Regions from separate parts of the Homo sapiens genome. Here region 2 is linked to region 1. A link is a loop called in an ENCODE intact Hi-C map of the cell type or tissue named here. Cell type or tissue: heart right ventricle. All regions are shown on one strand. Each heading gives the region's core, and the rest is flanking DNA. Links, peaks and the distances in the headings are about the cores only. Region 1 holds the start of CLUAP1 (clusterin associated protein 1). Region 2 overlaps ZNF597 (zinc finger protein 597).

The links. A loop is a pair of places that touch in the nucleus more often than their neighbours do. Peaks named below come from ENCODE experiments on the same cell type or tissue, not always from the same donor. Only the 100,000 strongest peaks of a DNase experiment are listed, where the experiment ranks them.
Region 2: it touches region 1 in a loop (3-fold over the local background); 2 of 110 quality-filtered maps call a loop at or near these places.

What each region holds. Positions count from the first base shown.
Region 1 is chr16:3,497,857-3,503,233 of GRCh38, forward strand. It overlaps CLUAP1 (clusterin associated protein 1), which reads left to right and starts at 3,148. Exons shown (of 12, transcript NM_015041.3): 1 at 3,148-3,233. The coding sequence starts at 3,212. RefSeq lists enhancers at 2,833-2,882, 3,003-3,382, 3,890-4,407, 4,408-4,924. In heart right ventricle, for the core only: CTCF peaks have their summits at 3,032 (motif pointing left) and 3,236; DNase peaks (open chromatin) are centred at 2,356 and 3,055; H3K4me3 peaks cover 2,439 bases; H3K27ac peaks cover 1,348 bases.
Region 2 is chr16:3,429,704-3,435,080 of GRCh38, forward strand. It overlaps ZNF597 (zinc finger protein 597), which reads right to left. Exons shown (of 4, transcript NM_152457.3): 4 at 2,711-5,377. Among named protein-coding and RNA genes, the nearest start is that of ZNF597, 11 kb to the right of the region's middle. RefSeq lists enhancers at 1,748-2,249, 2,016-2,185 and a silencer at 2,446-2,495. In heart right ventricle, for the core only: no CTCF peak of the experiment used is centred there; a DNase peak (open chromatin) is centred at 2,278; H3K4me3 peaks cover 1,030 bases.

The sequences.
Region 1 (5,377 bases), core at 294-5,293:
TGTTGCCCAGAGCTAGTCTTGAACTCCTGGGCTCAAGTGATCCTCCTGCCTCCACCTCCCAAAGTGCTGGGGTGATAGGTGTGAGCCGCCGTGCCCAGCCAAGAGAAGATTTATTAGGGATATTGGCTTATGTGATTATCCGGGCTGAGAAGTCGCACAATATGCTGCCTGCAAGCTGGAGAACCAGGAAAACTGGTGCTGTAATTAAGTCTGGGTTCAAAAGCATGAGAATCTGGGTAGGGGTGGGGGTGAGGGCTGGTGTAAGTCCTGGTGTCCAGAAGTCCAAGAACCAGGAGCTCCAATGTCCAAGGGCACGGGAAGAAGGATGTCCCAGCCCATGAAGAGAGTGTGAATTCACCCCTCCTCTGCATTTTTGTCATAATTGGGCACCCAGCAGATTGGATGATGCCCACCACACTGGTGAGGGCAATCTTCTTTTTTTTTACTCAGTCTAGCAATTCAAATGCTAATCTCTTCTGGAAACGCTTACACAAGCACACTGAAAAATAATGTTTTACCAGCTATCAGGCATCCCAGTCAAGTTGACACACAAAATTAAGCATCACAAGCAGAAATGGAAAAGCTAATCCTAAAATTCATGTGAAATTACAAGGGAGCCCAAATAACCACAACAATCTTGGAAAAGCAAATCTTCAGAAATCAGAAACACGGCTGGGCATGGTGGCTCACACCTGTAATCCCAGCACTTTGGGACACTCAGGTGGTCAGATCACCTGAGGTCAAGAGTTTGTGACCAGCCTGGCCAACATAGGCGGGCGGATCATGAGGTCGGGAGATCCAGACCATCCTGGCAAACACGGTGAAAGCCCGTCTCTACTAAAAATACAAAAAAATTAGCCGGGTGTGGTGGTGGGCGCCTGTAGTCCCAGCTACTTGGGAGGCCGAGGCAGGAGAATGGCGTAAACCCAGGAGGCAGAGCTTGCAGTGAGCCGAGATCGCACCACTGGCACTCCAGACTGGGTAACAGAGCGAGACTCCATCTCAAAAAACAAACAAACAAACAAACAAACAACAACAACAAAAAAAAGTGAAAAGACAACCTATGAAATGGAAGAAAATATTGGCAAATCATATATCTGATAAGGGTCTCATAGGCAGAATATATAAAGAACACTTACAATTCAAAAACAAAAGGATGTTCAACCCAATTTTGAAATGGGCAAAGAAAATGAATAGACATTTTTCCAATGGAAATATACAAATGGTCATCAAACACGTAAAAAGATGTTCAACATCTTTAATCATCAGGGAAATGCAGGCCGCGTGCGGTGACTCACGCCAACATGGCGAAACTCCGTCTCTACCCAAAATACAAAAATTAGCTGGGCGCGGTGGCGCGCGTCTGTAATCCCAGCTCCTCCGGAGGCTGAGGCAGGAAAATCGCTTGAACCCTGGAGGCGGAGGTTTCAGTGAGCCGAGATTGTGCCACTGCACTCCAGCCTGGGCAACAAGAGCAAGAGTCCATCTCAAAAAAAAAAGTTCAAGTTGATCAACATCCTTTCAAGCCCTTGGCATTGTCAAGAGTTTTTTGTTGTTTTAGCCATTTTATCTAGATTTAATTTTTAGGTTTTTAACGTGTTACCTGATATTTTAGCCAGTTTAATAACTTCATAGTGATATCTCATTGTGGTTTTAATATGCACTTCTCTAATAATAGCCTTGATCATCTCTTCATTTGCATATTAGCCATCCATATATCTTCTTTTGTGAAGTAGCTTTTAAAATGTTTTCTCCATTCTCTAATTAGACTGTTTCTCATTATTGAGTGTTGAGAGTTCTTGATACATTCTGGATACACGTCTCTTTATCAGATATGTGTTTTGTGCATATTTTCTTCTAGACTGTGGCTTATCTTTTGTTTTTCTTAATAACACGTGAAGCAACATTTATGGGAGGCCATTGTTTTGGAGCGAGCTCCTGCACAAGGTACCAACGGACCAGACCAAACCAGAATGGAATCGCTAGTGCAAGGTGCCACGTAATCAATGCGAACTTAGAGACAGGCCAGTCTGCCAAAACACAGAAGATTCACTGCAACCAACAAAAGGGGCCCTGTCCACCTAGGCTGGCATAAGGAAGCCCCCTCTGCTTTAACCCAAAGAAATGCATCTGAAATAACCTGATGCCAACCAATCGCTTTGTGCACTACGCTGTTTCCTTGTTCCTGCTCAAGCTACCTTACAAAACCCGGCTGCTGTGCCACGCCTGGCGGGGCATCTCCCCATTTCACACGTGGAGGCCGCCCCTTCCTGCCGTCTCCTCGCGCCCCCATGCAGAGGCTAGGGCTGCCGGGACCCGCGCGGCGCGAGCGGCTCAGGGCCCCTTTCCGGCCTGTTGTGCAGCCCGAGCCGTCTGCGCGTGCGCGAGACCGAGGCCTGGCCTGCCTCTGGGCGCCCACAGTGATCCCGTCCTCCGCTCGGCAACCAGATTCCGACGAGGAGCGCGCTGTGCCTCGGACGGGGGAAGGCGGGCTTCCTGAGTATAGTGCATTTTTTTTTTTTTTTTTTTTTTGAGACAGAGTCTCGCTCTGTCGCCAGGCCGAAGGGCAGTGGCGCGATCTCGGCTCACTGCAACCTCTGCCTGCCGGGTTCAAGTAATTCTTCTGCCTCAGCCTCCCGAGTAGCTGGGATTACAGGTGTGCGCCACCACGCTTGGCAAATTTTTGTATTTTTTGGTAGAGACGGGGTTTCGCCATGTTGGCCAGGCTGGTCTCGAACTCCTGACCTCAAGTGATCCGCCCGCCTCGGCATCCCAAAGTGCTGGGATTGTAGGCGTGAGCCCCCGCGCCCAGCCAAGCATCGTGCATTCTTTATAGAAATGAGGGGGAAATAAGCAATATGGAAAGCGCCTAGCGCAATATCAAGCACGTAGTAGGTACTCAGAACCTGTCACCCAGCGCGAAACGTCCGCAAAGCGTGTAAACAGACGCCCAGAAGCTGGGAAGCTTGCAGCCCTCATAGACGCCGGTATCGCCACGCCCTCTGCCCTCGGCGTCTCAGGAGCGCTCTCTGCCGGCCCGCTCTCCCCGTGCGTATGCACGTGCCGCCGCGTCTTCGCTTCGCTTTTTGTTTGTCCCTGACCGTGCGCCGTCCAAGGGTCCATTGGTTGCCATAGAGATCGTCGAGCGCTGGGCCTGTGATCGCTGAGGGGCGAGCAGTTGCGACCCTGGGCTCCTGGGGACCTGAGCGTTATGTCTTTCCGCGACCTCCGCAGTAAGGCAGCCCCGCGCCCCTGTGACCTGCGGGTCTTCCAGAGATTCAGGGCTCCCGCCCGCCGGGTCCCCTGTGTAGGCGATCCCTGAGGCTTGCGCTGCCGGAGGCTCCTTTCGGGCCTCTGCGCCTCAGGGACCGCCTGACCCGCGGCTGCAACCCGGCCGAGCGTCCCAGGCCCTTCTTCGGCCATTTCTAGCGAGGATGGAAAGTTCTCTATCTGCCACTGGCCGCGTGTGGCTCAGAACGCTTGAAATGTGGCTAGTGCAGATGAATAACTGAATTTTTAAGTGTAATTTATTTCTGTTTGTGTAGCTGCATGCCGCTCTTCGCTACCGTATTGGAAAATGCATGGAGAGTTTAGAGACTATTTTTTGAGTTGGGTTAGCTTAGCGCTTAGAAAACCGAACAGCAGGCCGGGCGCGGTGGCTCACGCCCGTAAGCCCAACACTTTGGGAGGCCGAGGCGGGCGAATCACCTGAGGTCGGGAGTTCGAGACCAGCCTGACCAACATGGAGAAACCCCGTCTCTACTAAAATTACAAAATTAGCCGGGGGTGGTGGCGGGCGCCTGTAATCCCAGCTACTCGGGAGTCTGAAGCAGGAGAATCGCTTTGGAGGTTGCGGTGAGCCGAGATCGGGCCATTGCACTCCAGCCTAGGCAACAAGAGCGAAACAACATCTCAAAAAACAAAAAACAAACCAAAAAAAAAACAACCAGCAACGAAACCGAGGAGAGGAGGCTGGGTGATAATCATTGCGGCTAACATTTTTTGAGTTTTAACGATCTGCCAGGGCCCGCTCTGTGTTATGCGCATTTCATTTTAATCATCTGAACAACTCTGTGCCCCCTGTATTTGGTAGTGAGGAAACGGGCACAGAGAGGTCAGGTAACTTGGGCAGGTGATACAGGCGGTAGGAGGTGGCACTGGGGCTTGAATTCAGGTTGCCTGAACTCCAGACATCCTGAACTCCATCTGCATCCTTTCTGCAGGGCTGGTAAGGAGAAGGGAGCTCGAATTCCTTTGCTAAGAGGGTGGGGAAGTGGAAGAACGAGGCTAAGAGTGTTGGTTACGGCTGGGCGCAGTGGGTCACGCCTGTAATCCCAGCCCTTTGGAAGACCGAGGCAGGCGGATCACTTAATTTCAGGAGTTCTAGACTAGCCTAGCTAACATGGCGAAACCCTGCCGCTGCTAAAAATTCAAAAAATTAGCCGGGCATGGTGGCGCGCGTCTGTAGTCCCAGGTACTTGGGAAGCTGAGGCAGGAGAATTGCTTGATTCCGGGAGGCAGAGGTTGCAGTGAGCCAAGATGGCACCACTGCGCTCCACCCTGGCCGACAGAGTGAGACTGTCTTTAAAAAAAAAAAAAAAAAAGGAAAGGTAGATGATGATTGCCAATTTGGTGTGATCCGAGGGGTCTCTTAAAGCCAGTTTTCTCGTCCAATTGTTGGTGCCTGAAATTTTAGCATTAGAGATTACTCCTTTTGGTTATGAATTGCTCTTTTCTACAATGTAAAAATATCTAGGAAGACGCATTACCTTTTATCCATGCAGCCACTGAGCACCAGAGTGTGAATCCTGCCCTCTGGGGTTTGAAGGTTTTTGGTGGCCACACATCATGCAGGATGACTGTCTCCTCCCACATAGTTTTTAGAGAGGCCAGCACCCTGCCGGGGGACGTAGAATGGGGTTTTGTTGGGGAGCGCACACACGGAGATTTCGGAATATTTTGATCTTAAATTAATGCTCTGCAGTTGTGCAGTGTATGGTAAGGATCTTACTCAAATTAGTGTCTATTTTGACAATAACACCGCAGCATTAACAGAACTTGACTAGTACCTAGTGGTCAGGAGTATTTAGGCAGTGCCTTACTGTGTGAAGGAAAGGCTGCTGCTTTCTTTTCTGTTCTTTTTTTGAGACAGTCTTGCTCTGTCTCCCAGGCTGGAGTGCAGTGGTGTGATCTTAGCTCACTGCAACCTCTGCCTCCCAGCAATTCTCCTGCCCCAGCCTCCCCAGTAACTGGAATTATAGGCGCCCGCCACCACACTCACCTAACTTTTGTATTTTTATTTTTATTTTATTCTTTTCTTTTTTTGAGATGGAGTCTCGCTCTGTCACCCAGGCTGGAGTGCAGTGACGCGATCTCG
Region 2 (5,377 bases), core at 326-5,325, 68 kb before region 1:
CAGATGCGCACCACCATGCCCGGCTAATTTTTGTATTTTTTTTAGTAGAGATGGGGTTTCACCATATTGGCCAGGCTGGTCTCGAACTCCTGACCTCGTAATCTGCCCACCTCGGCCTCCCAAAGTGCTGGGATCACAGGCATGAGCCACTGCACCCGGCCCTCTGTCAGTCTTTAAGCTGAAACCAATGGTATAAAAGTGACAGAGCCGTAGTAGTTTCAATCAGTGCATAATTTTAAGCATCTACCATGTTCCTGGTCTCTCCTCCCATGGAGACAATGAAATTTTATTAGTTACATAATTAATATTCAATTACAAGCATATTGCTATAAGGAGGGTAAAACAAAGAATGTAGGAATTGAAAGGGATGTTCCAAGTAAAAGGAAAAGTATGTGCACAATTCTCAAAGAGCTTGGTATGTTTGATGAATTGAGAGAAAGTGTAGCTGGAGAGGGGTAAGAGAAAAAGAACAGCTGGAGTTGACACTGGCAGGGAAGTAATGACTAGGAAGGTCATGTTGAAAATTTAAATGTCCCTAAGGACAATGGGAAGCCAATGGAAGGTGTCAAATTGGATGATGAAATCATCATAATCATCTGGTACCTGGCCCTCTAGTTCTGTGCAGCAAAGACTGGAAAGATGAACATCTAGTGTTGTCTTCCCGCAATAATGCTGGAATTTTCTGCTGAGTTTCAGGGAGCAAACATTTTTTAATACTTCTTTTATTAAATGGCAGTGTGTTAGCTGTGTTGACAGAGAACAAGTGTGATATGAAAGTCATCAGCGGGCTCTTTCAGGTAACCCAGGTGAGTACTGTTGGATAGGATGGGGACAGGGGAGACAGAAACATTCAGGTTTTGGTGATACTTTTGAGGTAGAATCCATGAGACTTGATGATTGAGTGGATGTGATGTCTTAGTCTGTTCTGGCTTCTATAAAAAGTTACCATAAGCCAGGTAGTTTATAAACAACAGAAATTTTTTTCTCATAGTTCTAGAGGCTAGGAAACCCAGATCAAGGTGCTGGCAGATTCATTGTCTGGTGAGGGCCATTTCCACAATGGCACCTTCTTGCTGGGTCCTCACAGGCTCGAGTACAGTGGGCCAATCATAGTTCACTGTAACCTCAACTTCCTGGGCTCAAGCAATCCTCCTGCCTCAGCCTCCCAAGTAGCTAGGACTACAAGCACCAGCCACCACACCGGGCTAAATAAATTTTTTGAAAAGATGGCGTGTCGCTATGTTTCCCAGGCCGGTCTTGAACTCCTGGCTTTAAGCAATTCTCACACCTTGGCCTCCCAAAGCACTGGGATTACAGACGTAAGCCACCACACCCGGCCTGCAGTCTCTTTTATAAGGACACTAATCCCAATCATGAGGGGTCTGCCAAAGTCCCCACCTCCTAATAACATCAGTTTAAGTGTTAGAATTCCAACACATGAATTTTTAGGGTACACAAATATTCAAGCCATAGCAAGAGGAAAGAGGGAGTGTTTGTTGATAGCATGAGCAATTGTATGGATGTGGCCCCACATACTGGAGGCAAACAGATCAGGGGCTAAAAGCATGAGTTAAGGGCATGTGTTTTGATGCCTGAGAGACATCTAAAAGACGACTCCTGTAGGCACCTGAATGTAGGAATCTGGAGTACATAGAAAAGAAATTGGAGCTAGACCTAAAATGAGGTCTTTGTAGCCATGGAAGTGGCTAAGCTCACCTGGGGAGATACCATTTACCAAAGGTAAGCCGAGGGTACATTCCAGCTAAGTAGAAGCATGTTAGAATTTGGCTGCAGAGAATGCCAAAAGCCTAAGAGATTGGTACTGGTTCTAAAGAAAAGACACTCTACCCAGCACAAGTGAGATGTACAAAGTGCCCATTTCAACAAGCCAGAGACACACGTGGTAGTCAGGCCCACAGCTCTGCATTGCCTAAGTGAGATTAGAGCTGGGACGGTGGCCCGGAGCTGCTTCTCCAGTCCTAACGCCTAGAATCATGGGATGGAGATTCGTGTTAGTGCCCGACAGTCACACCCATGATACCCTCCTGCTGATGCGGAGGAAGAGACCTGAGGAGTTCCTCCGCAAACACTCTTACCCGTACTGCTAGATTTACACGGAGATCACCTAGCGATATGCAGTGGATATGGCCAGGCACATGGCCAAACCCCACCACTGGATCTCCACCGTTCACCACAGTCCACTTGCCCCAGGAATGCGCAGGCGCTACCGGAAGCGGGCACCGGAAGTGGCTCGGCTCGTGGCTTCCGGTTCCTCACCAGTGTGCCGCTGTAGCGCAAGTCATCTCGTTGACACTTCCGCTGACCCGTGCAGTTGGTGGCCAAGCTGGAGACCCAGGATCTCCCTGAGGCCGCGCGAGGTCTTCTGGGAGTCCTACTCACCACATCCGCTACTCGGAATCCAAGCTTTAAGTGGCAACCCGTGCCAGGCAGTAGCTGCTCCGTGAAGACAGAGGTCCTTGCCCCTGTACTTCTGTGTACAGCAAAGACGAAAGGAAATTGAGGTCTAGCGCTAGCTTCCCAGAATGACCCAGAATTTTCTGCTGAGTTCCAGGGAGCAAGCGATTTTACTTCCCTTATTAAGTAGCACGAAGTCCTTCACTCTCTGTCTCTAAACCAGAATCCTAACAGTCTTCAAAATTAACCTGATTGCCACCTAAAACCACGTATTTTTTTTAAAAAGTTCACTTCATTGCCATCATCATAAAATAGCATTTAATAGAAGCCAAATTGCACATTAGACGTAATCAATAACTTCAGAGCTTGCAAACTAGAGTGAAGACTGATGAGAATACGTCAAAAAGAGTAAGACCCAAAACATTGAATAAACAGTATAAGTGTATACAATAAATAGAATTCTGAGGTATCCAAAGGAACTGGAGATTACAGCACATTCTTACGTTTACACAGAAGAATATTTATATTGTATTCCCCCCCTACAGACTTAATGCAAAGAGGACTGTCAATTTTAAAAGACAAAACACCTGTACTACTTAGATGGGCCTTGGAAAGATGGGTAATGGTTATCTTTGAATCAGATCAATAGCTCTTCTAAATTACAAAACTAAACCAGATGAATACATACACTTCTAATGTAATGAACATCATTTTGTTAAACAGATGGTCAAAGCAAATACACTTTCCTACTAAAATCCCACAGGGATAACAAGTTTAATGAACATTCAAAATAGACTATTCATATAAACTATAACCTGCTATGTCTCCCTTTGTACACATAGGCAGTAAATTGCAGATTACTTTGATCAAACTCTGCAGTTTCAGATTGTATGACATCTTATGCTGCAGTCACTAGAACATTGCCACTTAATTATATGGAAACTCAGGAGGCAAAGACTCAAAATGGCATTTGCTGTGAAATGTCATTTGAGTTTTAACTCCCTGAATTATTGGGTTAGTCATTTTCTATGTTAAATGAGGAGGTGTCAATAGACTACCACCTGTAGCAACAAAGCTCTAAATAAAACTATTCTGAGTCGACCTCATTCAAAACAACTACATTCCACAATTTCTTAAATTATAAAATGTAAACTGCTGACATCTGAATTCCATTGGAAAAATGCTGTTTTCATCAATGACGACTGTTTAAAAGACTGTTTAACTATTCCAGCAATCATGTTAAGGAACTGTTGGATATACATTTTCATCACTGCATCAACGACAAAAACGGAGAAATTTGTCTGAGTCAATTTATTCAGCACAAAGTTTTCACTCTCATAGTGTGTTGATTTCCATGCTGCAAAATGCAGTTAACCAATCATTCATAGCAATAAACTCTTGCATTTAGTTTTTCATTCCCATATTAACTTTTATCCAGTATTTGTGAATAGCACCTAACATGGAAGGCTAGTATCTGAGTTAATGACAATTTTATGGAATTTATCTCCATCAGTTGACACTGTAAACAGAAGGGTGAAATGCCATCATCATAAAAAGCCTGAAGCTCACCAGCAGATATATCTTTTCCTTCAATTCCCTGGGGGTAAAGCAGCTTGAATTACATCTAGCAAATGTATTTAAGTACAACTGCACAATAAGCACAACTGAAAATATGCCTCTTTCACAGTAACTGACACTTCCGGGGTTTTCATTTTTTTCTGCATACTAATCATTAACAGTATTATACCAAAAAGCCATTTTAGTTCTACCCACACGTATGTTAATGTTTCTGAAAAGGGCTATTTTTTCTAATCTTTTAGGAAGTTTGTCGTAATCTTCCAAAATCTGGAGAAAACTGCAAAAAAAAAAATTAGAGGTTAATTGTGAAGGAAGACTCGTGTGGAAAGGCAAACTTCCATATTAAGGTGCAGAACAGGATGTATGGCACAAATTCTCACTTTCTGCTATATTTTCTAGGAGCCAAAACAAAAATGACAGCATACATCTTTTATATCACCCCCATTCTGTCCAAGTGCCTTCTAAGATATTCCCCTCTACTTCTTTCTGCAGCAACTCTGCTAATCCAGACCTTTCCCAATTTCATCCCCCATCCTGTGACTCATTAGATCTTTGACTGAACTCTTAGGGCCCCTGATATGTGCTGATGAGGCTCCTGCCAGTTTCTCCCACTGAGGGCAGAAGCAGGAGAGCAAGGAGGTGGTGTTCTTGTTATTTAACAAAGGTCATGGTATCTCAGAGTTGCCTAATAAGTAATCTAACTGGAGACTATCTTTCTACACATTTCAAAGCACCTCAGAGAAACCTGGAAGCTGGTGTCCTGTCTCCTAAGAGTGGAGACATCAGAAACAAACAGCCAAAGTCTGACCTTGACATACAGAGCAGCACATTGTCTCAACTGTGGATCTGCAAACAAGAAACAAGACAAGAATGACAAAGAGAGAGAAACTCTCTCTGGGTTAGGGATGTTTTTGTTAGTTTCAGTTTTTCTCTCACCTGAACAGTATCTTCCTGCCTCTACTCAGTAATAAGAGCTTAGCTGAGTAGCCAGCATTTTTTGTATATTTAGTCCTCAATCTGCTGTTCTGTAGGACCACCTTCTGCTACCTTCCATATAATTAGTCCTCAAGAGTCCTTTATCTTTTCTCCCAGCAAAAATTCCCAGCAACAATTCAATTTTAGCAAATATTGTACTTTTATACTGTCTATTTAAATAGAATGAGAGCATTCTTCCATCCTAATCAAAACCCATGTAAATATTGTTTTGCTGATAGGCATACAATCGACTTTAATGAGAAATTGTATATGAATCTATATTTACAACATTCTGTGGTTCTTTAACATTAATAACCATACCATTTAATAATATTTTGCTCCAGTATTTATCTATAATAGCAATATCTAAAGATCTATATATTATCAAGTATTTTGGTTAAAATCTAAC